2 separate regions of the Mus musculus genome follow, and region 1 is linked to region 2. The links are chromatin loops, found by intact Hi-C in ENCODE. Cell type or tissue: heart. All regions are shown on one strand. Each heading gives the region's core, and the rest is flanking DNA. Links, peaks and the distances in the headings are about the cores only.

Evidence for each region. Peaks named below come from ENCODE experiments on the same cell type or tissue, not always from the same donor. Only the 100,000 strongest peaks of a DNase experiment are listed, where the experiment ranks them.
Region 1: a loop joins it to region 2, with 2.3 times the contacts of the local background. A loop is called at or near these places in 3 of 42 quality-filtered maps.

Annotation. Positions count from the first base shown.
Region 1 is chr3:145,884,294-145,899,630 of GRCm38, reverse strand. Ddah1 (dimethylarginine dimethylaminohydrolase 1) reads right to left here. Exons shown (of 6, transcript NM_026993.3): 5 at 10,404-10,547; 6 at 5,354-8,189. The coding sequence ends at 8,073. It overlaps Gm35187 (a long non-coding RNA gene), which reads left to right and starts at 8,952. Exons shown (of 3, transcript XR_003954575.1): 1 at 8,952-9,298. In heart, for the core only: no CTCF peak of the experiment used is centred there; no DNase peak of the experiment used is centred there; H3K27ac peaks cover 1,649 bases.
Region 2 is chr3:145,790,201-145,805,537 of GRCm38, reverse strand. All of the region lies in intron 1 of Ddah1 (dimethylarginine dimethylaminohydrolase 1), which reads right to left. Among named protein-coding and RNA genes, the nearest start is that of Ddah1, 39 kb to the right of the region's middle. In heart, for the core only: no CTCF peak of the experiment used is centred there; DNase peaks (open chromatin) are centred at 3,197 and 6,517; H3K4me3 peaks cover 617 bases; H3K27ac peaks cover 3,790 bases.

The sequences.
Region 1 (15,337 bases), core at 3,749-11,748, 93 kb before region 2:
GCGGCGTCTCACTCAGCCCCTGCATGGAGGTTTAGCATTGAGGCCTCTGAATGAGCTGTTGGCTCTGCTCTCTTCCAAGTGTCAGTGAATTCTGTTTCCTGCTGGAATCCTCTCTAAAGTTTTACCCTGTTTATCATTAACTTTTAAATTAATTTATTTAAGAGACGGGCTCTAATTGTGATGCCCAGGCTGGCCTGGGACTCATGGTGATCTTCTGCCCCCAGTTCCTGGGTGCTGGGGTTACAAGTGGGAGAGATGGCACTCGGCTCCCATTGCCATCTAGCCCTGGTAACAGCTTCTGTCTTCCCATTATTTTTTAGGCTGAAAGAAAACACGAGAGAGAGAGGGGGGGGCCTGGTGTTTCTCTCCTAGTATTAGTCCTAGGGAACTTCACACACTCATCTGGGTCCCCAGTCAACAAAATAGATGACTTTGTTCACATCCTGTCCTGGAATTTTGAGCCTCTGTTGGGTGCGTGAATCAGTGTTTGTTCCACAAGTTCCTTCCAGAAGTAATAAAACTAACATTTCTACAGAGCTGAGCTCTTGCTTGGAATAGAACTTGTTTGCTGTCAGAGCTTTTCTGTGGAATCCATGTAGAATAAGCAGTTATTGTACTTTGCTGGGATACAGGGTGTTTCAACACCTAGCATGTAGTATTCTGATTGTATTTGGGGGGAACTTGCCTCTTAGGGTTTATCAAATTTCAATCAATAAGCTTCTTTGTCCATGTAGAGGTACATAACTTTATGTTTCAAGAGAAATGGTTAATGGACCAGTTGAGGATGTGGGTTAAGAGGTACAAAGTTCAGATACATGTGATGATTGAGTTCTAGAGGCTTAATATATAGCCATAGGGTCAAAACTAACATCAGCCAAAGGGTGACAGCCAACATCAGACATAGGAGGAGCACAGCTAACAGCAGACATAGGAGGAGCACAGCTAACAGCAGACATAGGAGCACAGCTAACAGCAGACATAGGAGCACAGCTAACAGCAGACATAGGAGGAGCACAGCTATCAGCAGACATAGGAGGAGCACAGCTAACAGCAGACATAGGAGGAGCACAGCTAACAGCAGACATAGGAGGAGCACAGCTAACAGCAGACATAGGAGCACAGTCAACAGCACTGCACTGCATACTTAAAATCTTTTTTTTTTTTTTTTGGTTTTTTAAGACAGGGATTCTCTGTACAGCCCTGGCTGTCCTGGAACTCACTTTGTAGACCAGGCTAGCCTCCAACTCAGAAATTCACCTGCCTCTGCCTCCCAAGTGCTAGGATTAAAGGCGTGTGCCACTACTGCCCGGCTTAAAATCTTGAAATAAATGAACAATTTTTAACATTCTACACACAAAAATGTCAACTATAATTATGCAATTATTTTATAATTTATATGTACTTCAAAATGCCAAGTTTCAATAGGCCATTTACATTTATGTACTTTATCTCAAATTAAGAAAAAAAAAAGACCGGGCTAGGGAAAAAGCGAACTGCCTTTGTGGCACCATTTTAACACGTTGAAGCTTTGTCCTCACTCAAAATAAAGCAACCGAAGCCTCTGTGCATAAATAGAGGGGCTTTCCAACACCTAGCAATGCCATGGCCTGCAGGCCATGTCACAAGTCAGCCCAGGCAGCGCTCTCCCGAGTGTCTCGCTGGCATGGTCCCATGAGTCTACTGTGTTTATTTATAGTGGCAGTAGCATATTTGGCAGCTCAATGGTCTCTAACGGCCGATAACCCCAGATACCATGTGCTAAAAGTAACCCAGCTCCCACTACACTAGAAATAAGTGTTTGGGGAGGGAAGAAGATAGGAACATTCCAACTTTTCTAACGGGATAGGTGGATGGAGCAGCTCCATCACACGCCGAGGACACCTGTAAACTCACGGTGGAAGCTGCCAGGCCACGGTGGCAATCAGTGATGAAAATCCCCAGTTATTTCTGGAGTGGTTGATTGATGTTTCAAATAGAAGTTGATGTTTTGAAAGGATCCAAGCATACGGTGATAGGAGTTAATGAGGATAATGATGATGCTAATGATATTTACATTATTCCTTCTTTCCAAAGACTCTCCCAGCTCCTTTATCTCATTTGTGCTGAAAATGTCCCTTTGGAGTTGAGAGGCAGATGTTAGTAATCTTTTTTATTTTTATTTTTTTGGGGGGGGGGCGGGGCAAATAGAGGAAGAGTTGATTGCCTGGCTGTCAGGCTCCACTCAGAAGGTGAGTAGAATGAACGGAACTTGGGGAAATCAAACAGAGAGAAACGCCAATGTTTTTCAGTTTCCAGCCGCCCCTTACAATGATGCCAGGTCAAGCCTCACTATCATGGTATGGCTCAAAGCAAATGTCCTTGGGGAACCCTAACAGACTGACAAATGCTGTCTGAGAACTTCACCCCCGCATGCAGGGCTCTTGGCATTCCAGCTTGCACGGTCTTGCTGTGCTCTTCTGCTTATCAGTGTCAGCCAAACAGATCCACTTGCGTGACCCCACTCAATGTTTGTTCTGCATGCCCCTTCCCTCAGCGTGTTTCCATGTTGCGTGTGTATGGGTGTTTTGCTAGTGTATAAGTCGTGAACCATGTGTATGTCTGTGCATCATGTGCACACAGTGCCTGCAGAGGCCGAAAGAGAGCATAAGACCCACTGGGACTGGGGTTAAAGGACACTGAGCCACCAGGTGGATGCTGGGAATTGAGCCCTGGTTCTATGGAAGAATAACCAATGCTCTTAACTGCTGAGCCGTTTCTCCAGTCCCTAAGCATCCTTCCACAACGCCATCATTCTTGTGGCTCTAGTGTCTGTCTTCCTTGTCTTTTGCTGCATGCCATCTCCAGGAAGGCAGGGGATGTGACTCTCATTTCCCAAGAGCATGGTACCAGTACCATGTGTAAGGAACACCTGGTTTCGGAGTGCACATCCTATGTTCCTGCCGTGCTTCTGTTCACGATGCTCATTCAGCCTGGGGCGACGCCCATGCCAACCAGCTGAAGCCAGAGTAGACCTTGGCTCTCTTGAGATTCTTCTGGGTCCCTCAGCCTAAGAAGCACAGTGGCAAGGAAAGCAAGGGTAGCAATAGCTTATCAGTCCAGGACCTCACTCAGCGTATGTTGCACACTCCCACTGCTTCTTTACAAGTCACCTAGAAACCTGGGACCCCCGACTTACAGAACTGTGTGTAAGCCTTACTGTAAGCAATGCAATAGCTTGGTCCCCTGAACACCCTCTTGGTAATTCCTCTTCTGTGACTGTCCTGAAATGTATTCTGAAATTAAGAGAAATCGACACATCCAGACTGGACTAGTATTGGGTATACTCAGTAAGGGGGACCGTTTCCTCTGAGCAAATTTTTGAGGAGAAGCACCACTGACTATTTTATACCTATACGCAATTAGTAGTGCATATGATTAAAGTCAGATGCATTATGGGAAAAGACATGCACAGCAAACAAATCCTTATGTAACCCAAACCTGCCAGTCCAAACTTGAAGTCGTCATGCCTTGTTCCTTAGCCACCAAGGCCTCTTCCTCTTGGACAGTCCCAGACAGTGACCCAGTGTCCTTTGTCACTCCAGCTCAGATGTCCCACTGTTCTCTGGCAATGAATCTAGCCTGGACTTTTGTTTTGCTTCTGGATAAAACCCTCTGATGCTTTGCTACTTGTATGCACATCATCATTTTCTGAGTGAGACCTGGAAACACCCAGTCCAGACACCGCACCAACCTCTTGTTCTTTAACGGTTCTGTGTTGCTCACTGTTCAGTCCAAATATATGCACACTCGAGGTCTTACTTCCCTGCCCCTCCCAAGCAGCCAGTTCTCAGAAGACAGGGGCTGTGGCTCAGGGCCTTGGCAAGGTTGGGTTCCTGTTAAATATGTGGTCTCTTGTCTAAACTTACTCTTAGCCAGTGTTCTCTTAGCGGCCCCATTGCTAGACAACGTAGCTTGTCACGAGAAGGTATCTGTTCACTTGGAAAGCGTCATTGTCATGAGAAGGTATCTGTTCACTTGGAAAGCGTCAGGCAAGATCAGCCAAGGAACCTTGCCATGCAGGGTTCCCGTAGAGAGGACCCCTTTTCCCTGGGCGAGGAGCTGCAGACCCTGGCACTCAGTGGGAAGGTTTCATTTCCTGTTGGGTCAAGAGCAAGTTTGCAGAGTGTCCCTTGGCATTGAACAGTTATTAGCTCTATTGTCAATGTCATGGCAACCAATAGTAGAGAATTCGTTAGCTACATCAACTGAGAAGGTATGGGTATCCACTTGCTTGACCCCTCAACCTCCCCAAGGAGCTGGAGGACTGCTCTGCCCATCTGGGGAGCACTACGGTGTAGCATCCTGTTACTATGACAGGACTGAACTAACTGTGGGGCTGTGTGGAAGCCTCTAAGTGGCGCATTTCGACAGTCTGAGGATCCCTAAGGGCAATGTGAACATAACACATGTGGGTGATGTCATCGTGGGATTTAGGAAGGGCCATTCTGTAGGTGTATTGTGGAAGACTAGGGGCTGTTACAGCTGGTGATGTACACCTGTCTTTGCTGAGGTGGAAAGATGCCTCTAATTCATTTTTGAACAAAGAAAGTAGACTCTAGAATATTATAACGATGTCGAATTATTCAATATCTATTCATAAATGTGTGGTATTTTCTGAAATGTTAAGAGTAGTTATCTACGGGGGATGAGATTTTGCGTAATTTTTCTTGAAGTAAAAATTGAAATACATTTTATTATTAGCACTGTGTGTGTATGAGGTACATGAATAGGTGTGCGCAGGCCACCTTGCAGGTGTGAACATCACAGGACAGCTTGTGAGATCCTGGGGGTTGACTTCTGGTTGCAAGGCTTCTGTGGTAAGGACCTTTAGCTGCTGAGCTATTCTGATAACCCCATCTTGATGCTTTAGATAGTATTTTTGTATTGCTTGGGTTTTATTTTCACAGTGAAGAGTTATTGCCTTTTTAATAAAACACGGCTCTTTCAGATTACAAAAAGCTACTGGGATACAAAAACCTCATAAAGAATAACCTTCAGATTTCCTTTAAAGTTCTTACTGTAAAACAAATTAAAAAAAACCCTCATTTCAAAGCAGTTTTGCTGCTGTTTATTCACTGTACGTAGAGATGGGTTTCACAGACGTTTTCCTGTAAGTGTATCGTGTACGCACACTCCTCTGTCCTCTCCCTGCCTCCCCTTTGTCCTCTGCCCTCTCCCCTCCTCCCCTCCGTCTCCCTTACTACTTCCCATCAGGAACAAAGGAAGAAAAGTCATTCCGCTTAGCTGAATGGAATGCCATAACGTGCCAACTGGGCAACATGGTAAAAGAAGAAACGAGACAGACACTACTGGGCACGGTACAACTCACATTTTATTCTGTCTTGACTGGTGTACATTAGGAGCAGGCAGCTGGCAACTAGCGTCGGTGCAGAACTCCTCTGGACTAACAGGTCGTGGGAGATATGGCTGACTTTGGCACACAGACTGGATAACCACACATTGGCTGGAAGATGGCAGGCAAGAAGATAGAAAAAAAAAAGCACAAACCTAACACCGCACAGAAACTATGTCTGAATGTCTTAGAGAGTAGCATGCAACCCTACACAGGCCACACTGTGAGACTACAGCCTGGCCTAACTTCCCTTCTTAGAGATATAGAGATGACGGCCTTAGTGTTTGGTTCCTAGTAGCATTTTAGTGCAATGAACACGCTGTGGAGATCTGCAACCAATTGGTACAGCAACCCACCAGTTAAAGACATAGTGCTAACTATGCAATCCTTCTAGCTCATCTCTTCACTAAACCAACTCATACTGACCTGATCCTTCTTACCCAAGCTATAGACTTAGTTAAATGTAACTCCTCACATTGTTGTAATATCAAGAAGCATTTTTGTTGGTCTTCCCATCTTTGTGAGACACAACGGACGAGAGGGGAACTGGGGCAATGATTTTCCCTTTTAGAGGTAACGTTATGTGATGAGAACATCGAAGGGGCAATGCTGCGTGTATTTTGCGTGTTCACATCTCTGAATCACACAGGGGGTCTGAAGAGCAGAGTAAGATGGGGAAGAGGCAGCAACTCTAGTCAATTTCTCAGGACAAACAAGGAAAGAGGAGCGCAAAGGAAACGGGAACTGGAAAACCACCTCTGGTAGAAGAAACCGTTGCCATGGAAAATCTACTCACTCGTAACTGACTGCACGTAACAGGATGAGAGAAAGGACGTCAGTGACAGTTGCATGCTGGTACATATACAGTGGGCTGTTTTTCCTGTGGTGGATTTTGAGATGGTCACCTCTCTCAAGGAGAAATTGTTTTTACTAGTATATGGTCAAATTTAACCCCCAAAGGCAACCATAATTGCTGAGAACAAGTTTTCTTTATTAATTTAGGCAACTGGCTCACATTCATTTACCCTGGAAAAAACATAATTATTCACTCATGATATGTTGTGAAATATGACAGTGATCAGGATATGGTTCATTCGCAGGGTGCACAGAGTTAGATATTTGCATGTGCTATGAGTCTAAAGTTAGAGAAGCAAGGAAGAGATGGAGATGTCTTCAGAGAGATTGCCAAATATGAGAAGAGTGATGAAGGATGCCCTGATTGTCTCACTTCTATCCACTGGGGGGAATGCAATGGAGACCAGCCTCTCTTGTCTTCATTATGAGAAACACTGATCACAAAGGAGAGATAGATCTGACTTAGTCTTTGTCTCCTGAACTTTAAATACTGAATGACAAACTGCAGACTGTACAGCAAAGGTAGAAGTGACCAGAACTTTGATGACATGCCTGGCTGGGTCACTGTGCATTGTAAAGCACCATGTCCCTGCTCTGTTTCAGCTTTTAAGAAAAAAAAAAAAAAAAGGAATGCTCTCCTTCTTTGCTGTGGCATGCATGGCTCTCTGTGAGCGACCTGTGCCAGCTGAGCATTGTGTAATTTGAAGTTTCACTTGAATTCCACAGTAAACAATCATGGATATTTCACAGGAGACTCAGACATTGTTTGAGGCTGACCTTAGGAACCATTTCCTGACTGCGCTCCCAGGCCTGGGTGGAGGCAGCCCCCTCTGGCTCTCCCCGGACCATCAGCAATCATTGTACATGCTCTGCCTCTTTTGAAGGAAATGACTTTCTCAAGATCATGATGATTCTAAGGGGGTAGATACAAGGCGAGTCAGAAGGAAGCTCAGAAAGGCGGAGGTGGTGGAGTGGAGAAAGACTTCCCTCCATACTACAGGACTAGTCATGAGGCAAACTCATGGCATGTGACTCAGTCTCTCTAAGATGTACCCATGGGGTGTTTCTAGGCATCTGTATCTAACATCCTGCATCAACCACCTGAGGCTGGATTTACCTTCCTAGGTGTGGCAATGGGAAAGCCTGTCAGGGTGTGCCTCTGTGAGGTTCCTGTTCCCCGACCAGCCACTCTGACTTGCTGCTGGTGGTGGAGAGGTGGCTGTAAGGCAGAGAGAGAGGAGTGCACACAGGTTGGACCTTCGGGATGACATCCAGAACGCAAGAGCTTGGGTAAATCCAAGGTCAAGGCGATTACGAAAGAAGCGGAGAAGACCACAGAAAGACCCAGAAGAAAGGTTTTTAGGGGCGAGAAGAGAGGGGAATGGGAAAAAAAATCCACGTTCTAGGGAATTTCACAGGAGCCAAGCTTGATTCATGATACAGAGAAAGTCCCTTGCTTATCTGGCTGGCCGGGAAGACAGTCTTCAGAATGCCCTGCAGCTAAATCATTCCCACATTAAGGACACAAACACTGAAGTGAGGGGCTTCCACGCTATCAATTGCATTCCAATGATTCGTTAGTTCTGTATTTCCTAGGTTGCTTAATTCTTTTAGCGAATGCACAGGTTAGGTACCACCGTGAGGAAAAGGAGGGTGTGGGGAATGAGGTGATTAAAATTGGAATTAGTTTTTCTTTTCTTTTTTTGTAAACAAGAGTTAGTAGCACAGTGGCCCAGTAGATTGTCAAAGGAAAAAGGAGGAATAGGTACAGAGCCATCAGCCTGGCCTCGGCCACTTGCTGGCCACAGGGAAGGGACTCTCTGGCTCAGGAGTCTATCTTCTTGTTAATAAAAACGGAGCAGCAGGTGAGCAAGCCGTCCACCTTTTCCATCTCCGAGTTGCTCACAGGGATCAGTAGATGGTCCTTGAGTTTCTCATAGACCTGTGAGACAGTGGGAGTCAAGAAGGAAGAGGAGAGAGGGCGTTACATCCTGGCCTATTCCATCATCCTTGGGGTCAGAGAATTAATTCAGCTCATGTATCCATGCTTTTTAGTCATTTAGGCCCAAAATACACACGTTCACAAACCCACCCCAGAGCTGGCCACATGTGCTTGACCCCTTGTTCTGTGCTTTTTAAACTTCCAAATGAAGGATAGTCTCCAATGTGACTGTTGCGGAGTTGTCTGCCATTGTCCTTGAATCCAGTGCTAATCAGACCCCATGGCTGTGTGCCTGTCTGAACATCCCACCCTTCCCTTCGACACACTCCTAACTACACTCTCACGTTCCTTTCCTGACCAACTCTACTAGAAAAACGAGACAAATGTAAGTTAAGTGCGTGCTGCCGGTCACACTGTGTTTAAATTATAGGTGTGAATTTTGTAGCATCTTTCAACTGTAATGGAAAGCATGTGTCAAAGCATCCAATTAACTGTCCACAGATTTTTTTCCCCCCCTGTGATCAAAAACACACTTTAAAAAACAAAATTACTTGAAAATGCTGCTTAAAAACAACCCGGCCGGATTCTTTCAGCTTTCAGAAACACTGCGTTCCTTAAAACTCAGCACACTGGTTGGGGTGCAGGAGCGAACTGGGCTCTGAATCTAGGCCAATCAACTTACTACGGCCATTTCAGTGAAGTGACGTTCCTTCTGAGCTCATTCACTGCTAGGGCTGCTACAGGCACCAAAGATAATGCTTAGGAAATGCTCGGCTCAGTGTCTGCCCAGAAAGACCCTTGGCGAACAAGGGCGTTACTGATGTTATTCTCCCGCTGATGGACACAGGGCTGAACTGAGAGGCAGTTAATGATATTCTGTTGCTAGGTGATCAATGAGGCTGAAGTGGCATGAAGTCCTCAAAGTGGGGTCTGTGGACTTGCAGCTTGTTCATATTGTAGAGTCTAGGCTGGGGCCCAGGAGCTTGCATCGTTAACAACCCTGGCACAGAAGAGGGTGCGATACACTCACCGCTCATCTAGGAGCTACTGTGGTCTTTTGTCTAGGATTGGGAGCCCTACATTTCCCTCAGGTTCACACCTCTACTATGGTAAGTGAACAAGATTACCTCTGCATCCACCCAACTCCCTTTCCCCGTACTAACAGAGCAGCCAGGTTAGAGAATAAACCTTGTCTAATACAGCACAGCCTGCGTACAAAGCACAGCGAGGGTGGGAGAAAGGATTTGAGGAGGAAAGTGACTGCTTTGTGGGCAGAGGGACCCGAGCTCTTGGCCAAGAGCCCATGTAGAAAAAGCTGGGTGTGGTGACATCTACTTGTGACCATAAGCACTGGGGCAGTGGAGACTTGTGCCCTGATCCCTGGGGTTGTGGGTGACTCAGCCTAGCACACCTGGTAAATTCTAAGCCTGGGAGAGACCCTGCCTCAAAAAAACCCTAAAAAGTGGGTGGTACCTGAGGAAAGATCCAATATCGTCTTCAGGCTTCCACATGGATTGGCATGTCCTCTCTCTCTCTCTGTCTCTGTCTCTGTCTCTCTGTCTCTCTCTCTGTCAGCTGCACCCATGATAGCTCATCAAGGATACCCACTAAGAGCTGGGAGGAGTTCTTTTTTCATTTTTAGTTTTTGGAGACAGAGTCTTGTGTAGCCCAGGTTGACCTTGAACTCTGTATAGCTGAGGTCAGGCTTGGATTTCTAAACCTCTGCCTCTTAAGAGAGAGAGAGAGAGAGAGAGAGAGAAAGAGAGAGAGGGAGAGAGAGGGAGAGAGAGAGAGAGAGAGAGAGAGAGAGAGAGGGAGAGAGAGGGAGAGAGAGAGAGAGAGAGAGAGAGAGAGAGAGAGAGAGAGAGAGAGAGAGAGGTGTGTGCGATTACACCCTGCTTGTGCTCAGTGCTGGAGACTCCGCTTGAGGTTTTGTGCTTGGTAAGCCAGCATTCTGACACTTAGCTACCCCCACAGCCCTTGGAGTTCTTGTGTGAGAAACCCCAACTAGCAGGCAGAACCATCCCAGTCACTGTGTGCAAATGACTGACCAACTGCATGAGAGAGAAAAAGTCAATTCATGGTTCCCTTGCTATCAGCAGTCCTTTCTGCTGTCAGTGTTTTGATTTGTACAGCAGAAGGATGTCCCTTTTTGCCATTCCATCATGAGAAGGTCCCCAGAGAGGCTCGCTGCAGGACAGATGGTATTTTTACCTTTGCGCTTTCTGGGTACTCTTCTGGGGTTCGGTGCAGCAAGACATGCCCTTTGCTGGGGATATTTAGATATATGCAGTTGGCGGCCATGTCGTCGGGTACAGTGAGCTTGTCATAACGATGGTCACTCATCTGTTGCATGATCTATTAAAAAACAAACAAAGCAGGCTGAAGTGGAGGCTCCCACACTCACAGGGAGGAAGGCGGTAGGGTGGGACACAGACCTGTAAAGACCACCTTAGACTGCTTTGCAGCTCAGGCTCCTGACGTCACCTCTAGTCACTCAGAACCAAAAGAAGGAAACCTGACCTAGCAGGGATCTTATGAGTGTTCTCGTTCTCTTAAAGTTTGTATTTGTCTCTGTTTTTAAGGCTTAAAACGTATCTGTATTCTGGCTTATGCTCCTAAGACATGCCAGCAGCGCATAAAACAGCCAGGTGCAGAAATCTGGCTGGAAGTTTGAGAATATTCTTGGCTGAGAAAACAAGGCTGCCCTGGTCTTAGGAAAGACAGATCATTACAGCCATCAGAATGGTCAGTAAGAGATGCCTGTGAGCATGAACAAGCACATACAATCTGATCTTCTATGTACATCAAAGTCAAGGCCCAAATTTCCAAGAGATCACAGTTGAAAGTAGGTAGTTATACTACAGTACAAGTAGAATAGGGTGCCAGGATACACATTTGATACTTATCAAATCTCAAGTTTTCCATTTTAATGTGTTATTAGCACACAGTAATATACAATAATGGGTTTCATTTCAGCATTTCTAGACATGTGCATAATATGTTTTGGTTGTATTTACCTCTCTCCAGTTCTCTTGCTCTTTCCACTCCTGATCTCCTTTCTCTTCCCAACTAGTCTGCCTTCTACTTTCATGTCTTTCTATTTTTTAATGAGCCAATAAGCTTCCTTAGCCTGAGTCTGTATTTGAAGTGTCTCCATGATTTCTTCTAGCAGTTACAAAGTTGCAGGCCTTATGTTGAGGTCTTTGATCCATTTTGAGATTTAAACCAATTCTGCCCTACTAAAAAAGATCTCTCTTATTCAGCTCACTTTACTCTTTCTTAACCTTCACAGCTGAGACAGCACCAAGGATTACTAGAGAGAGGCCCAGTGACTGAAGGCTGCAAAGAGACCCTCAAAACATAGTATGTGATGGCCACCGCTCCCATTCAAGCCTATATACACATAAACAAAACCCGTTATGCTCATTGTCTTAATTCCCCAAGCACTAGGGAGGAGCATGAGTAGGTTTTGGTCCCAGGACATTGAGGCAGGGTTCTTCCACCATTATTGAATACCAGACAACAGCTGGTTGGGTTTGCAGCTTAAGTCTAGGTAAATAGGTGACTCAGTGCATTCTCTATTCACAGAGAAAGAAAACACAAGACTCACAGTAAGAAGTTTCGTGGCTAGACCACATAGCTGAGTTCTCACTAGGATTTCCTCTCCACTTGAGCGGGAGGGCAGATCTCCCACCTGTCAATCTGACTCACATGTGCCCAAGGGTGACAACCGGGCAGAAGGACCATCATCACTGCCCACTCCTTGTTTACCATCGAGGGAACACACTAAGTCTCCAAGGTACCGGAGTTGAGAAAGTGCCAATAAGAGACCAGACTTCCTTCCCCTCTCCCCATCAACTTCCTCCAGGGATTGGTCCTCTCCTTCTTTGGCCGTACTTGAGTTTTCTTCAGTTGATGATGGCATTTGTTTGAAATTCTAATCTCTGCTTTTCCTCACTCTTTTCTTAATCACCTTTTCCTGAGCTGTATTCATTAGAGCATCTGAGGGGGCATTCCAGAAATTACAGACATAAGGGCTGGCAGCCAAGCTGGAATAGTTTGAAGATAGTTTCATTTTTTCTTTCATTACTGGGAAGAAAAAGAATTATAATTTTCTTAATGGGGGAATAATTTAATGCTGAAGATATATGAAGCAATTTACTGATAAATTCTACTGAGGGTTTCTCTTAAAACAAATGCCTTAACAGATTACCAGTACTACCTCAGGAGGACCCTTCCAATTAATTTAGCCTCCTTGTTATCATCCTGGCCTCCTTGTTATCATTTTGTGGCAAATTATAAACCATGCTGTAAGAAATGACTTTTAATAATGAACTGGATATACACACATGGAGCTGTGAACAGTGCTGTCCCACTCAAAAACCAAAAGCTTCATATATCTGGGTCTCTCTCTCTCTCTCTCTCTCTCTCTCTCTCTCTCTCTCTCTCTCTCTCTCTCTCTCTCTCTCTCCCTCTCTCCCTAAATGATTTTAAAACAGTAACTGTAGATAATAGACAAGCAACCCTTCTTTTTCATAGAAGAGACACAGGGGGTTGATTATTTTGGACTTGCAGTATGTCTGCCATGTTAGCTGAGGACCAGGCTCCCCTTTCCTGTCCAAAGGGTTCATTTGCATTGCCTGTGTGCTGTTATTGACTGGTGAGATGGTTTGCCATTCACTTATAGCTGCGTCCAGGACACACACACACACACACACACACACACACACACACACACACACACGATACAGTGAATTTGCTGTTTAGAGGCGGGTGAATGGTGCAGGGATCACAACTCTTCATGGTGTGTTCTTATATGTGTGCATTTCTGTGTGTGTGTGTGTCTGTGTATTCATATAGATGCGTGAGTGTGTATGTGTGTATGTATGTGTGTGCATTTGTGTGGCAATGGTGTGTGCATGTGTGTTACCAAAAGGATGAACTGACACTGGGCACCCTGGCAGGATAACACTTCAAAGGGCCCAGGCTCCCGGAGAACAAGCAGAGGTGACAGTAACCGACAGGCTTTCTCTTCCCTTCTTGGACACTCAGTCTTGGGGAAAGATGAACATGATCCTAAGCATCCCAAGAATGTGACTGCTGGGCTGACTTCCAGGATTTTCCTTTTCTTAAGAAGGATGGAGGAAGTGGCTTTGTTCCAGAGTTCTTGGTAAAATGTCTGTGTAGCAGTAAGGACTGAACTTCCTGCTTGTCATAGCACCCAGCACCAAAACGGAAGCAGAAAGCACCTAAACTCTCTCTGTGCGTCAGCAAATTCCTCCTGGAGCAGCTTCCTCTGTATCCCCAGAGGCCTCAGGTTCAACTGGGAAAAGTCCACCTAAGTGCCACGCTATCCAGCCTGTGGGGGGTGGGGGTGGGGAAGATTTCAGAGGCAGGCTACATTCCAAATGTTGTCTCTGACTTTTGTCAGTGGAATTATTATTCTACTTTGAGTAACCAAATCAGAATGGTGATAATTGGGTCTGGAAGCTATTGATGTCTGGACCAACTCAACAGGCTTCACAGAGTGCCTGTCCCCTTGGGGCCAGCCACAAGGACCAAGTCAGGTGGTATGCAAATAGACAGATGCAAGGATATTCTAAGTGTTGCCTGCTGGAGGTGACAATCTGTAATTCAAGCATGGTGCCAAGCATGGGGAGGGTGGAGTCTACCTCTCTTATCGCAGGCACCTTCTTAACCCAGAAGGCACACAGTCCTAGAGAGAAAGGGGCTCTGGGCATCTCTGGGGCCACAGCAGCATCCTTGGATCTCTCAAAGCTGCTTTCTTGGAGGGCCTGGCCTGGCTCCCCTGAGTGGAGTTGCCACAAAGCAATGGGAACCAGTGGGAACACGCTGGCTTTCAGCCTGACACTCTATGCACAGCCAGTCACATTAAGCAGGCATTTCCGGCTGTTTCCCACATTTCTGGGAATTTTCTCATTGAAAGGATTGGAAGGCAGCCCTATTCTTCTGCTTCTTACTCATGCCTTCTTTGTATTACAGCAATTACATTAAAAAAAAAATCCTGGGCCGAGTGGTTGGACAGAACAACTTAAGGCTTAATTGGTCAAATACTGAGGCAAAGAGATAAAGAAGGCATTTAAAGATGGTTAGGAAATATTCCAAGCACATTTTTGGCTTGCTCATAATTGATCTTTCCATGATAGATATGTATGTACCCATCTTAACACAGTAAAATGAAATCAATATTAAAAGCAAGTAATTATAGACTCCACCAAGAGATACAGGACCCAACGCACAATCACTTCTCATTGCTACTAGGTAGCTGAAATAACTCTTTATTGGTTTATCATGCATCAGGAGTTTTATTGAAAGCCTAGCAATATATGGCAGTCTCCAAATCCTGGCCATCCTTTTAGGGCTCAGCCAGTATAACTGGATAATATTATAAATTGCTAACATGGCTTCACATTTCATGGGCTCTCACAGCTGGGCTTGGAATGAACACATTCTGAGAGCCATGTCTCTAGTTAAATAAATGACTGTACTGAGGATTAGAACCCGAGCGAGCTCTCTACCATGAAGCTAGGTCTCCTGTCCGCGGCTGTGTGCCATGTTTGCTTGTTTTTGAGACAGGCTCTCATCTCATAACTTTTGCTGTTCTACTCGCGGTGACCTGTCTGCATCTGTAAAGTGCTGGCAATAAAGCTGTGTGACACCACACTTGGCTTGGATGTGTGTTATTTTATTTTGTTTTATTTTAATATTTTGAGTCAGGGTTTCTCTGTGTAGTCCTGGAAATTCACTCTGCAGACCAGCCTGGCCTCAAACTCAGGCATCAGCCTGCCTCTGCCTCCCAAGTGCTGGGATTAAGGACATGCACCACCACCTGACTTCAGATATGTAATACGTATATACACACATATATACACATATATGTATATGTATATATGTACATGTATATATGAGTACACTGTAGCTGTCTTCAGACACACCACCAGAAGAGGGCATCATATCCCATTACAGATTGTGAGCCACCATGTGGTTGCTGGGAGTTGAACTCAGGACCTCTGGAAGTGGTCAGTGTTCTTAACCACGGAGCCATCTCTCCAGCTCCCAGATGTGTATTTTTATAAATAATATTTTTTACTCATTCTTTGAGGATTTCCTAGTAGTATACAATG
Region 2 (15,337 bases), core at 3,027-11,026:
CCCGACTTGCATCACCCTTGGGCTTCACTGGTATAAATGCCGGCAGGACACCTTCATTACATCCTTGAGCCTGGCTCATCTCCATCTTCTCGACAACAAGAAAGTTATCTATCTCCAAATACAAAAGATCGGATGACTCTGCAGCCCAAACAAATAACCTTCATTATTTTTCCTTAAATGGGACAGACCACAGTCACTCCACTCTGGTGTTCACAGCCTCTCTTCCCAGTTTCTCTCCTTCAGCTTTGAGTTCTAGTTACATCAAACGTCTTCCTGCTCAGTGGAGATTCTGCATACTTCCCTTGTTTTCCCAAGGCTGATGAAAACAGCCTCACCATTTTCCAAGTGGGCCTCCTACACATGCTCATAGACTTGGTCAAACATGGCCTCCTCTGTGAAGGCTACCTCATCCCTCAGCAGGGACTCGGCTCGAAAGCAGGTGGCATTCACTTCTCCAGTGGCATCTAAAGCTGTCATTTAGAAAGACCCCTTCCTACTGGGCCTAGCAACTTTGGGAACAGGAGCAAACAAAGAGCACGGCCTCTGATGATGAGAGTGAGAAGGAAGAAAATGCCCGTGGAAGAGCAGAGCCCCTGTCAAAAGGGTTTAGCTGTTAATGGCTTCCGTTGCCCATCCATGGTCTGAGAGGTTTTGTGGGAACTTGGCGTATCCACAGATGCTCTTTACAGTTCCACCGAAGCGTCTCTTGGGAAGGACCCTTAGAAGCCAGGGATGGGCAACGGAATTCTACCACATTATTATAAAAATCACCCAGGGTATGTGAAAGCATTCAGCTACTATCCTTCATGATACCAGTTTGATATAGGGGTGGGAGTCTGAGAAATAGCAGTAAATTGTTATGAACCGACTGAACTAAATAAGTGTCTGGAAAAACGGAAGTCGGGAGCCTAGAATCAGACTGAAGAGACAAACCAGGATCTAAGGCTGAGTAAGCAAAAGAAGACTCCCTGCCAGGCAGAGAGGCAGGAGACCTGCCTGGAGTAAGATGCTCCTTTGCCTGGCAAAACGTGGCCTGAGGAGTTGCTGGTTCTGCAGCATGCAGTGCACTCTTTCATTAGGAGCTTGTTTTATAAGGCCAGCCTTGTCGTTTATTTCTTTGTCCCTAGACCTAAGCAAATGACCAGCCATTGCACAGCTGTCTAGATCCAGAAGCTAAAACAGCAGATGCTCAGCTCTGTTAAATCTTTTTTTTTTTAATTTTTAAAAATTGTTTTCTTCATTCATATTCCCTGTGCTATCCCAAAAGTCCCCCATACCCTCCCACCCGACTCCCACTTCTTGGCCCTGGCGTTCCCCTGTACTGAGGCATATAAAGTTTGCACGGCCAATGGACCTCTCTTTCCACTGATGGCCGACTAGGCCATCTTCTGATACATATGCAGCTAGAGTCAAGAGCTCCGGGGTACTGGTTAGTTCATAATGTTGTTCCACCTATAGGGTTGCAGATCCCTTTAGCTCCTTGGGTGCTTTCTCTAGCTCCTCCATTGGGGGCCCTGTGATCCATCCAATAGCTGACTGTGAGTATCCACTTCTGTGTTTGCTAGGCCCCGGCATAGTCTCACAAGAGACAGCTATATCAGGGTCCTTTCAGCAAAATCTTGCTAGTGTATGCAATGGTGTCAGCGTTTGGAGGCTGATTATGGGATGAATCCCCAGATATGGCAGTCTCTAGATGGTCCGTCTTTCGTTTCAGCTCCAAATTTTGTCTCTGTAACTCCTTCCATGGGTGTTTTGTTCCCAATTCTAAGAAGGGGCAAAGTGTCCACACTTTGGTCTTCATTCTTCTTGAGTTTCATGAGTTTCACAAATTGTATCTTATATCTTGGATAATCTAAGTTTCTGGGCTAATATCCACTTATCAGTGAGTACATATCATGTGAGTTCTTTTGGGATTGGTTTACCTCACTCAGGATGATGCCCTCCATTTGCCTAGGAATATCTGAGAATTAAATACATCTTTGAAAGCCAATTTAAAACATTTGTAAGCTTTCGTTTTAAGGTATTGGGTAGATAATTTACTGTGAACTATCTTCATAACTCAACGTGGTCTGGCAGCACAGGTTCCTTGAGGGCGAAGTACACAAGCCACACTACCTGTTCCAATGTTATTTGTTATGGGATACAAACAAACAGAGAAAGAGCCTGCTGTTGGAGCCACTGGATTCTACCCAGTGGGGAGTTGATTACTTGTCTGATTAGACCCTCCAAAAAATCACAATGCTTTCCCCAACCAGGTGTGGCACCCCAGGTTTGCAGCTCAGCATGCGGAAAGTAGAGACTGGAGAATCAGGGATTCAAGATCATCCTTGATTACAAAGCAACTCTGGAGCCAGCCTTAGCTACAGGAGACCCCATTTCAAAAAGGCAAAACTAAAGCAATGAGTATAATATTCCTTCACTCTGAGCAATACAATCTTCCCGGGATGGCTGGTCTCTTATTATCATCTCTGTCTCTGTCTGGTTACTTCCTCAGCAAAAAACTCTGTGTATGTCCTGTAGGTATTACAACTCAGTCCTTTTCCCCTTACACCCTCTCTTCCTGCCCTCAACATGTTGAGAGAACCCCCCTTCTCTCCATCCTTGGAAGAGCACACTATCAGTTTCCTAGGCAACAATGAAACATCTCAAGAAAGTGCAAACATTATGTACACAATGTTTCGATGAAAGGTTATTTTATTAGCCTGTCTGAGGAGTCATGATATAACTAGGGTAAAATGTAAAATAAAACCAGCATTGTGGAAACTCTGCAAGGAGGATTAAGCAAAAACAAGGCACGGTAACCCTTGCAATCTCAGACCTTGAGAGGCCGAGGTAGGAAGACTGATGACAGGTCAAGGCCAGTCTGGGGCTGCATAGTGAGAGTCTGCCAAAACCAAAAATGAATATTAACATTAAAAAATAAAACTGGAGGGTCTCATCTATAATTTCATATAGTAGAACCCGTGTGCCAGCTTATAAAGTTCCTTATCAAGTTCCCATGAGTCCTGATAGAATCAAGGATCTCATATACTCTCAACATTTGACCCACGTCTTGGACTAGGTGGGTAGAAAGGCAACTTGCTTACAGTTTTACCATACAAGGACGCTGCATCCCAGACCCGTGAACCTGGGCCTTTGCACATATTTTCTGCAGCTGCTGATCCAGTTCTGAGCCAAAGTTGTGCTTTGAAACTTTAGATTCCTGTGTGTTGTGATAATAGACCAGAATTTGGAAGTGCCGTGGAAAATCTAGCACTCTGGCAGTCTAACAAGGCTTCTGAAAAAACAATTTAACATCTGGACCCAAGTGTTCTGTGGAAGTCCAAGACCAACAGAGCAAGGAACGTTTCTTTCAGTAATAGTTAGAATTTAGCACTTCCCTCTCTCCCATCAAATAAACGGACTTCTCTGATAAAGCCACAGGGGAGAATTACAAGTGCATTACGGTGTAGAAAGCGGGCCTTCTGGACAGGCATCACTGAATATTTTCTAATACGCTTCTTCTGTTTTCAGCATTACTCTTTTGCAAAACCTGGCTCTGAAAAACAAACATTCAAGCAAAGCCGTCCTTCCTAAACCTTCCTAGAGATAACGGAGCAAGATCAAATCTGTAGTATCATTCCTCCCACAAGTTTCTGGGGAAGGCACGGGTTGGGAAGGTTCCTCATTTCTTGGCCATCAAAACAAAAACTAGGCTGGGCGTGGTGGCGCACGCCTTTGATCCCAGCACTCGGGAGGCAGAGGCAGGTGGATTTCTGAGTTCTACAGAGTGAGTTCCAGGACAACCAGGGCTACACAAAGAAACTCTGTCTCGAAAAAAACAAACAAAAAACAAAACAAAACAAAACAAACCTATGTTAATGAGAGAGGTGTGTGAACAAACCTCTTCTATCCATGTTCTCTGGGGTCACAGGAGCCATCAGGACAGAAGACCCAAAGAACCAGGAAACCCTTTTCTGTTTAGGTGGAGTGAGGTTAGGTCACTGTGTCAAATGTGATTGGACAAAGGCTATGATGCTGGATGAAGAGGGACGGAGCGAGGATTGTTTGTTCAGACACATCTCGGATTCTCTGGGTACCACTCCTTCTTCATGGGATGGAGAGAGAACCCTGTGATGATAGTCTTTGAGGGCAGATGAAGCAAGGGATCCTGCTAGGATTTACTGCTTATTCTTGGTGATGAGTGGAGGCCTAGCTCCTGTGACCCATCTTGAGAGAAAGAGAAATGCACTTTTTTTGTATGTGACTCCCTTAGGGGAGAAGCAGGTTGTAGGGACAGGAGGAAGGGGAAGGCTAAAGAGACTTCACCTTAGAGACCTCCCAATATCCTTTAGTTCAAAGTGTTCAGCACAGCAGGTCTCATATACTAATGCACTGTTTGCTGAACCCCAATATGATAATGGCTGAATAGGTACTCTTAGTATATCTCTAAACAACCACAGCAACACAAAATCAAATGCAAAAAGTGGTTTTTTTTTAAACAGGAATATTTACTAACTTTCTATAAAACTTTATGCATTAAAATGTATACCTTACTTAGGTAATAACAGGTAATTATTTAACATGTGTCAGGCTCTGTGAGTTTAACTTTGAAAATGATTATTATCCCTTTGTTCTAGATAGTAAATGATGCGCTGGCACACTGGCATAGAGAAACTGACATAGAGGTAAACAGAAGAACTCAGAAACAGATGCAAGCACATGCAGGATGTTATAGGGGCAGAGGGTGAGCTCATAGCTCAGGACAAAGAAACCTTTGTAGATGAGTTTGGGGTGTGTGTGCAAAAGACAGGGTATTCAAAATGGCCCTGGAAGCTCAGTTCTCCATATGGGAAAAAGAAGAAATTGGATGCCTTGTTTACACAATATACAAGAATAGATTTCAAATCAAAGCAAGGTCTTAAATGTGCAGGGTCGGAAGCCCAAAGCGTTAACGGTCGGGGCCAAAAAAATGTCGTGTCTACTTTAAAACAGGGGGCTCTACAAAGTAAAACAGCAAATCCTGAATTCGGAGGTGACCGCGGTAATGTGTGCACTGAGGGAAGTTTACAGAACACACCAAGAACTCCTTTGAAGAAGAAACCCAGCCCAATATCCAGGCACTGGATAGATCCTGGAGTTTCAAACAATCTGGGACTTGGAATTCATGGCACGCAGGGAGGAGTCAAAGGCACTCCACTTAGAAGCAGAATGAATGGAAACCCAAACCAGCCATAAGCGCACAAGAAGATCATAGATTAGACATAAACAGGAAAGCCACCACAGGATTCCATTTCATGTTCGCTACACTGAAGACACCAAATCAAAAAAGGATTTGGAGTCTTGGGAGGATGTGGTCCACAGGCACCCTGGCCTTTGCCTGTGGGAACATCAGTGAGACAGTCACTTAGGAAGATATTTTAGCCCAATGTAATATATCTGAAACCTCTACAACCCAGCTCTTCTCCTAGGAATCGATCTGAAAGGATCTCCTGTACCTGTGGCCTGAGACATGTGAAGATCTATTGATTGCAGGATTGGTCACAGCAGCAAGAACCTAGAAACAACTCTGATGTCACTAAACTCAAGGAGAAGAAGTCACAGAGTCATACAGACTCAAGTCACAGCAAATTCAGTGGGACTGAATTTTATAACTTTGGGGTGACACATATGTCATCGGTTGTAATGAATAATAAGGGCAGGTAGAGTCCAAAGGACTGTGGGAAGGAATACACTCTAGGAGAGGATACGGGAGCCTCCCAAGTATCTTGTCCATACGCTTGCAGAGCAAGCACTTTACCAAGACACCTCTCCAGCCCCTAGTTACTTGTGCAGTTACTGACTTTTGAAATTTATTTTTATAAACAACTATCTCCAATTTCTGCAGAGGAATTCAGAATTCTGAGGTCAGCTTTAGAGCAGGCTGGACAGCCTGCAAGAATGCAAAGTCCTGGGATCGACTCTAGAGCAGACTGGGCAGCTGGTGAGACTACAGAACCCCGGAGTCAGCTCTAGAGCAGGCTGGGCAGCTGGTGAGAATACAGAACTCCTGGGTCAGCTCTGGAGTAGGCTGGACAGCTGCTGTTTTCTAATCGAGTTCTTATAGAGTTTTCAGTAGGGGGTATAAGTCTGCATGGAACTTCATGGAAGATCACACTGGAATTTAATTTTTAATTATACAATCTCTGTGGATGAAACCCAGCAGCTATGAAACAATGAAATTACTAAGCTGAAGGGGAATAAGTGTAAAATATTCCAATCTGAGACCAAGCTGATTTTTTTTAAAGGGTCGTCTCAGAGACGTTCCTCGTCTTTTTATTTATTTACTTATTTATTTTGGCAGTGCTGGTGATTGAACGTAGTGAAGGCCAAGACTATACAGCTGAGATCTAACCCTAGCCTTCCAGTCTGTCTTAGAGATGTTAAGTATTAGACACTTTAACACAGCACATTCCATTCTGCTAATGATTACAAATGATTCTTGCTCTGGGGCCAGGCAGGAGGAAATGGAGGCAGATGATAAGCGTTCAAAGAGTTTGAGCAGGGATGGACATGGTGACGAAATCTGTGGTGCTCCTGGCAAACATTCCAATGAGAGGCACAAACACGGGCTTCGTCTCTTTGAACCTCATTTGTTAGGAAGCTGCTGTTGCTGCTGTGGACAGATAAGATCCAAGACCAAACAAGGATGCGTAGGCTTGCTACAGCACAAGGCTTATCTCAGCAGCTGGCTCTCCTCTATTTAAAAAATCGGCCCAAGAAAAGCATTTTCCCTGACAATTCATGCTCTCCTGGCACTGCAACCAAAGGGGAAAGCATACAAGGTTCATGTTTCTTCTCTCCCATTAAGATAAGACCCAGAGAAACCCCTGTAAAGTAGGAAAATTACTAAATTCTTTAAAATACAATTTTCTTTTTATATGGTTCTCATTACATAATTTGACACATCTGGGGTTTATAATTTATAAAAACAGAAAGTAAAAGACCATTAATTTGGCCCGGGATGGGGCAATTTTACAGCTTAAAGCTCTGGTGGGCCATAATTTACGAACCAAATGCTAAGAGGAGGCCTCACAGTCTGTGGGGGCTTAATATCTCATTTACATATCTAAGTTTAAGTGCCCAAGGTTTCAGAAGAACCCAAAAATGTTTTGTCCTTTGGGCTCTTGCTCAAGCAGTCAGGGCTTGGAGCATCCCGTTGGTCATCGGGACCTTCCCTCTCGGTGCACTGGAGAGACACTGAGGCCTCCTCTCAAGGCGTGTCCGGGGCACAGGGTCATCTCTCCTGGTGCTGGACACTAAACTCAAGGAACGTCCTTCATGTTATGCTGCGGTGCCTCTCCCTGTCTGAGGTCACTGTAGTGTAAGGGCAAGGCATAGAGACCACAGCCAGGAGTAGTGCGACCTCTGTCCCTTGCTGGACTCCGTCCTTGTCTTCCTCTGTGCCTTATGTGTTGTACTCATTATTTTCCCAGTTGATGCGACTAAACACCCACAGCAAACAGCCTAATGGAGAGAGGTTTCCTGACCTGATTGACCTCCACGGGGTTGCTCGAAGACATGGGAGGATCAGGAAACAGGTGGGAAGGGACACGGAGCTGGAGTATAAGTCACAGGGCTTACCTCTCAGTGACAGGCTTCCTCCAGGTAGATCTGTCCTCCCCAAGTTCCACAGCCACAATATCCCAAAACAGTGCCGCCCGCTGCTGACCCGGGGCTTAAACACACGAGCCCTCGGAGAATGTTGCATATGCAAACCCTTCCGGACTTCTCTGAAAAAGGGGGTAGCTTCAGATTCAGTTCCACCTCCCCGTCCTGAGTGCAGCAACGAGGGAGGTTCTGTGAATGTGAGGTGCAGAGGCTCACAGGGAGACCGCTCACCCCACATTTCACATGAACAGTGTCTCTTGGAATTACATGATATCAGAGGGTGGCAATGAAAATGTCTGGCCAACACATTTTTAAAATAAACCCTGTTTTCAGGGCAGTGTTAGATTGACAGGAAAACTGTAAGCCAGTACAGATTTTTTCATGCACCCTGCAACCTGTTCCCCCTGTTACTGACCTATTAAGTATGATGGTACATTCATTATCACACACTGCTACATGGTCAAGGACTCACTAGCAGGAAAGAAGAATCAAATCTGGATAGGGTATCATCCTTCACCCCGTCTCTCCCTGAGGCTCCTCTTGGCTGTAACAGTTTAAAAACTTCACAAGTTGGAAACTTTGACAGCTGTAAGGAGGGTCGGTCAGTCAGCTCTTATGGCTTCTTTGTAGACTGTCCCTGGTTTTAGATCTGACGATGTCCCTTCCTCCTGAGACACCAGGTTTATGGCTTATGGGATGGCAGAGATGGAGGAGGCAAGGGGCCATTTTCACCGCTTGACACTGACTGCACACTCTCAGTGGGAACTTGCCTCACCCCACCAATGTAGTGTTTGTCCAGTTTCTCTCCTGATCCCCTTGGCTCACCAAAATGTCTTTGTATGTGCAGCCAGCAGCCGCATTTAGGGAGCAGTGAGTTCTGGGCTACCTCCCTAAAAGCAGAATGCTACATAAAGGTTTCTGGATTCTATGTGAGAGATGTTTTTTGTATTATTCACTGACTTGTTTACATCAGGAGAGACTCGAGGGTGTTTATATCACACTTCTGTTACAAACCTCGAGCACTGGCCTTTGAGAAGGTTTCAGTCCGCTCCTGCTGCCCCCTGACACACTTCACCTCTGGGTTCTACTGGGGTGTTGTTCCTTCTAATCCTCTCAGCCAACAGAGCACAGAAATATCTGTCTGTGTATATATACGCATGTATAATATTTATTATATGAACTCATAGAAACATCCGATAGCATCTCCACACATAACCATCTGTATCCACATAATCAAATATGGATTCACAGCGGTCTCTTGAACTCTAAGCCACAGCTGCATGGAGCTGTAAGCTCCCGTCTCCACCCTCTGCTCCCTCACCTAACTGTTTGCTCCCGCAGCATCAGAACCACCACTAGACCTCTGAGTTCAAGAGCTGATTCTGCTTACCACCTAAGGGAGTTTCCTCATTTCCAAAGTTACCTAGGTCAGCGCCTCCCTCCCTCCCTCCCTCCCTCCCTCCCTCCCTCTGTCTCTCTGCCCCTCCCTCCCTCTCTCCTCCCTCCCTCCCTCCCTCCCTCTGTCTCTCTGCCCTTCCCTCCCTCCCTCCCTCCCTCCCTCCCTCCCTCCCTCCCTCCCTCCCTCCCTCCCTTCCTCTGTCTCTCCGCCCCTCCCTCCCTCTCTCCTCCCTCCCTCTCAGTAAAGCTGTTTCATACACTGTGATATAAACAGATTTTTAAAGAAAATTCTGCTTTCCATAGGGGGACCCCCCCCACCCCCACCTCCTAAATGCTTCTTGTAGTTTGTCATACATTCGTCTGTCTGCATCATTTCTCCAGTGCTGTGGAGTGCTGGAGGTAATTACAAACATGTGCTTTCACAGTAGCCACAGCAACGACACACTGGGCAGTTTTCAGTCTCCCCAGATCTCCAGTGCTTCACCTACTCAATGTCCGCCCTATCGCTAACCCTTTTGCGTTGCTGTGGTTGTGTGTCTCCCGAGTTGTCCTATAGAAGGAATCACACAGTGTCTAGGCTTTCCAGAAGGACTTCTTTCAGTCAGTAAGGCGTACTAAAGATCTGTTTTTGCCTTACACAAACTACTGCTTGTCTCTTATTCCTAAATAATTCCCTTACATGAGTGCGCCGTAGTTAGTCTATTCCTTTACTCACTGGGCAGCTTCTTGCATCCAGGTTTGGGTGATTATGTAGGTGTTCCATACATAATTAAACGCCAGCATTTGTGTACACATAGAATTTCAGTTTATTTGAGTGAGCCCAAGGACACGGTTGCTGGACTGTATGGTAAGGCTCTTCTGGCCCGGGGAGAAGCTTCTCCATGGCTGCGCCATTTACATATGAGCAGGAAGAATTCCTTGTTCTGTATTCTTGCCAAGCAGCTGATACTGATAACTTTCCTCCCGCCATCTTGTTAGGCAAGTTACATTCCCCACATTTTAATTTATCATTTATTAACAACAGATGACATTGAATGTTTTATTTATGGAGACGTTGATTTATTAATCATATGATTTTTTTTATTGTTGAGCTTTGTTTTTTGTTGCTGTTGTTTGGTGGTGGTGGTGGTAGGTTTTTTGTCGTGTGGGTTTGCGTTGGTTTTTGTTTGTTTGTTTGTTTTGAGATAGGATGGGACCCTGGCTCTCCTGGAACTTGCTATGTGGACTGGGCTGGCCTCCAATTCACAGAGATCCGCCTTCCTCTACTTCCCCGGTGCCAGGATTAAAAGTGTGCACCACCCCCTCAGCTTTATCATTTAGTTTTAAGAATTATTTAAATATTTTGTAAAGACCTCCACTACCAGGTATATGTTCTACAAATATTTTAACTCACCCTGTAGCTTTTAATCACGTAACAGAATTCAGCCACTTCAACACCTTTATCTCAAACCTACAGTTTTGGGGTCTGTGAATTTCCCCCATTGTTTAAACTATGCAGCTATGGATTAACTAAAGAGACTAACATAACAGGCTTTTAAAAAATACTTGTCAAAGATTGGTTAACTATACCTATGTGGTTTCATTTTTACATGATTTTTCTAGCTTATAAATCCCAGCCTTCATTGCTGGTACAGAAGTGGCTGGCTTTGTATATGAGGATTTTGCCCCAAAACTTTGCTATATTTTTTGTTCTTAAAAATATGTGTGTGTGTGTAAGAATGTCAATCTTTTGAAATTTTCTCATGTAGAAAATAATGTCATTTGAAAGCAAAGGGAAGTTTAGTTTTCTTCCTTAACATATAGACACCTTTTATTTATTTTGTCTTATTACACTGGCTAAGACTTGCAGGGCCTGTTCCTAATCGTAAAGAACAAACACTGAGCCTGTTACCCGTACGCACATGTTAGCTGTGGGGATTTGGTGTGTGTTCTTCCTTAAGGAGGAATTTATCGTATGCTATTACTTGTGCTCGGAGGTGGGGTGGGGTGCCTGACATGCGCACGTGAGGTTAGAGGAGAAGTTCCTGGTGTTGGTTCTCTCCTCCTACCATGTGGGTCCCAGGCGATCGAGTCCAGGTTTGCAGCAACCTTTACCCTCTCTCTAAGCCGTCCTGCTGGCCCCTTGGTGGAAGTTCTTCATCTAGTTAAGCATGGTCCCCTACATCTGTGGCTCGCTGAGAGCTTACATGGATTCTGTTGTTGTTCTTGTTTGTTTCTGTAATTGTGAATGGGTGTTTCCTCATACAGTTTTTTTCTGAGCATACTACTAATATAAATGTAAGACTTTTCTTCTTTTTGACTACTGATTTGGAAGATTGCATTGATATTCACGTGCTGAATTAGCCCTGTGTCCCTGGAACAAATGCTACTAGTCATGGTGTATAATTGGTTTGTATACTATTGTTATAGAATAGTATTTGTTAGTATTTTGAGGGCTTTAAAACATTACTTATTTTATTACACATGTGCATATGTGTACCACATGTGTGCAGGAACCTGAGGTGGTCAGAAGAGGGCATCGGATCCCCCTGGAACTGGAGTTATAGGCAGTTGTGACCTGCTATGTGAGGAGATGGGAACTGAACCCAGGTCCTCTGAACAGCAAGTTCTCTTCAACACAGAGCTACCATTTTAGCCATGAGGTTATGTTTAAAGTCAATCTTCATAAGATGTACTGGCCTTTAGGTCTTTCTTTACATTGTCTTTATCTGCTTGGTATTAGGATAATATTGGCTTTGTAGAACAAATTAACAGGTGTTCTCTCTGCTTCTGGTTTATTGACAAGATCCCAGGGAACTGTATCTCTCCTCTCTTTAAATGTTTGGTAGAATCTACCAGTAAAAACAATTTGGCTTGAAGCTTTCTACTTTAAGATTATTAGTTATAGAGTAACAGAGATGGCACAGGGTCCACAAAACTGAGGTGAAGTATGGATTTGCAACCTTGTATAGCTTTGTTTTCCGTATAAACAAAGATGTTACTGGTTAACAAGTGATGTAGGAAAAAGGGCTCTTGGGAGGTTCTTTAAGAAAACATTTGCTTACTTTCTTCCCTAAGCCAGCATCTCTATCTTCTTCCCTAAGCATAAAACAGATACCATTATCATTACCTTTTAGTTCATGGAAATGTGTAATGACCAAGTAGTGTTTAAGCTTTTTGAGTTCCTAAAAGACTTTACAAAGGGATATGTGAACCCTCTGTCACAGAAATATCGAAGCTTTGAGATTTTAAATTAAAATATTTATCTTCAAATGTTCTCTAGTGATTGTATACTTATTACTTTTATTACCATGCAGAATTTATAGAGAGGAATCATTGTTGGCTTTCCTTTCTATAGCATCAACATATAACAAGGAGAGAATATAAACACAGAGAATATTAGTTATGTAAACAATTAGTGAACACGATCAGCCATTAGCCTACTGTCGAGGGCTGCAGGAGAGACGAGATAGCGCCCATGCTGAAATATTTATTTGTGCCTCTGTAAGAGGCTTTTGGTGTTTCGATCATTGAGGTCATGCGCCACTGTCTTTAAATTACAGCCTCGTTTGCAGTTCATTTTCGGGGGAGCTGTCAGGCCGTATCAGCTGCTGGGGTAATCACGTGCTGCGTTTCACACCATAATTCTTTCGTGTTGGAACTAAATCTCACTTTGGGATTGTAGTTTCAGATTTTCGCCCTTCAAAGACAATCCCCCGCTTTTTAACATTATCACTCCTCTCTGCAGAGATAATGTACAGCTTCCTGGTAACATGGGCAACAGCGCCTGGGCTCAGTCTCCAGCACACACTCACACAAGAGAGAGAGAGGTGGGGGGGCAGGGAGGAGAATAGAGGAGAGGAAGGGAGAGTAGGAGAGAGAAAATGAATGTGCTTTCTTCCCTCCAAGCCCCAGTCCCTGTCTCCATACAGTACCTCGCAGACATTTATATTTATTTGGTGGGTAAATGGAGTTATATTTTCCCAGTTTACAATGAAACTGGCCAAAAAAAAAGCCCACACAAACTGCCAGACACTCATTCGTGTGTATGTGTGTGCATGGTATATATGTGCGTTGTACGCACATATGTATGCAGGCGTGCACTTTCTTATCCACTTCTGTGTATGCAGAGGCCAGAGGAGGACATCAAGTGTCTATCACTCTCCAGCTACTCCGCTGGGAGAGGATCAATGAACCTGGAGTTAAGCTGACAGCCAGCACCCGCAGAGATCTTCCTGTCTCTGCCCACAACAGGGTTGGGACATGTGGTTGCTGGGATCTGAACTCAGCAAACAGCTAGGGCTCTTAACCAATTTACAGAATGCATTTTAAACTAGAAAACTTAAGAGGATTCATTCAATTAAACCATCATTTCCCAAGCCTGGTCACCACTAATACATAAGATTCACTATCCCACGGAATGCTTTCTATCAATTAAATGTCTCTTTGCAAGAATCCAAATCCAAGGTTGGGAAAATGTGTGCTCTTCCGTAGTTAGCTGAAATTTCCCCTTCAGCACACACATCACTCCCATCAGACCCACTCTCTGCATTCGGGCCTTCCACACCCCCAGTAGTTACTGTTTCTTGTTCTCTGTCTTGTAAGTTACACTGTGTCCACATGGAAATGACTCCCTAGTCCTAGCTCTGTCACGAATGGTTTGGTTTTGGTGTTGGATAAGTGCATAAAGCTATATTTGATAGTGAAAATATAAGATTGGTATGAGCACCACAGCTCCAGAATGGCTGTTCTAACTGTTCACCCGCATGTGTAGACTCTGGGTCTGATTAATTTCAGTGGGTGATGCTTTCTATTTGCAAGGTTTTTTTAATGATAAAAGTTATTTCCCTTTACTTACTGATTCAGGGTGCCAGAATTACTGGCCTCTATCACCATACCCAGTTTACCTGAGATCTTAAAAGTCTTAAGAAGACGACATTTTCCTGGTACACTAACTTAGACTAAAGCTTCTAAAGTTCCTTATTAAGTCCAGCATGAGCTTCATTTAAACTCCTTGTTTTATAGTGGAGTCAAACAAGGCTTGGAGGGGTGCAGCAGGCTCCTTGGCATCGAAGAATCAGTACCTGGTACTGTTTCACCCTTAGTCCAAGACAAGTAAGCATGCCTCACATAGAAGAGGTCCTAGATTCCAATAGAAACCCAGCTTAGCCCCACAGTTTATAAATATTTCATATTTCCTCTGTTTCCAGTGGGGCTTTTATTTTACCACGTGCAAATAAGCTTAAGGAAAGGGATGCAGGGGGAAGGGGAGAAGAAACTAGAGAAGTGGGTGTCCTAGTCAAGGCACGTTTAAAAATCTGTTCATTTTCTGGAAAAAACAATGTTTGCCTGTGTGCCGCTTTATGTTGCTGCCCAGGAGCCTGCTTGGAAGGATCAAACTAGTCCCTGAACTCTGTTTAGGGTTTTTGTGCCAACTGGTTCATATGGTAACTTGGATTCAAGCAAGACTTTACAACTCTGCGCTCTGTATATAGACACGGCATGTGCAAAATGCTGTGTGTTGCCAGTCCGTGCGGAGCCAGCTCAAAGGGACAGACTGGGACAGACATCTCTCTTCTGGCTTGATCAGTAAACTGGATGTGTTTACATGACTGTTAACTGCTTTGGGAAAACACACAAACACAGTGTAAATATTGTGTCATGCTGTGAGAAAGAGCAGAAGTGTAAGCTATCACAACAGGGCCTGGGCTAGCTGAGCAGACTTTCACACCCATTCCATTGTGTAAACACTCTTATGTTTCCAATGAATTATACTCAGAAATACCACAGGCTGGGGAGGGGGCTGCTGAACATGGAGGAGACAGGTATACATCGTGGTACATTTATAACACCCACCCATTTCCCAGTTGTCCCCGTTAGACATAGTAAGAGGTTACAGTGCTAACTAGCTGAGTCACAGCTAACTACACCAAGTTATCTATTTTTATTAGAACCCAAGTCGTTACTGTCACTCAGCACCCTCTGGGCTATCCATCTGCTGGAACCAAAGCTCAGGAGATGGATACTGTTGCAGAGTTCTGGTTGGACACCCATGCCACTTAAGCACAAGGTTGTGGCCAAGGTCAGCAAACTGATATCTGAGAAGGTGGTGGGAATGACCTGTTCTCCACCAGCTTCCTGCACCAGATTCAAGACACAGAGCCCCAGACAGCACAGCCAGCCAACAGGGTGTCTGCTTACCCCTGCTTGTCTGGACAGTCGAGAGATCGGAGCTTTCACTCAGGATGATCAACCATTAGTGCTCCAGAGAACCAGAGTCTTACTGGACTGCACTTCCTGTGAACCTTTTCTCCTATTGAGTATGGATGGT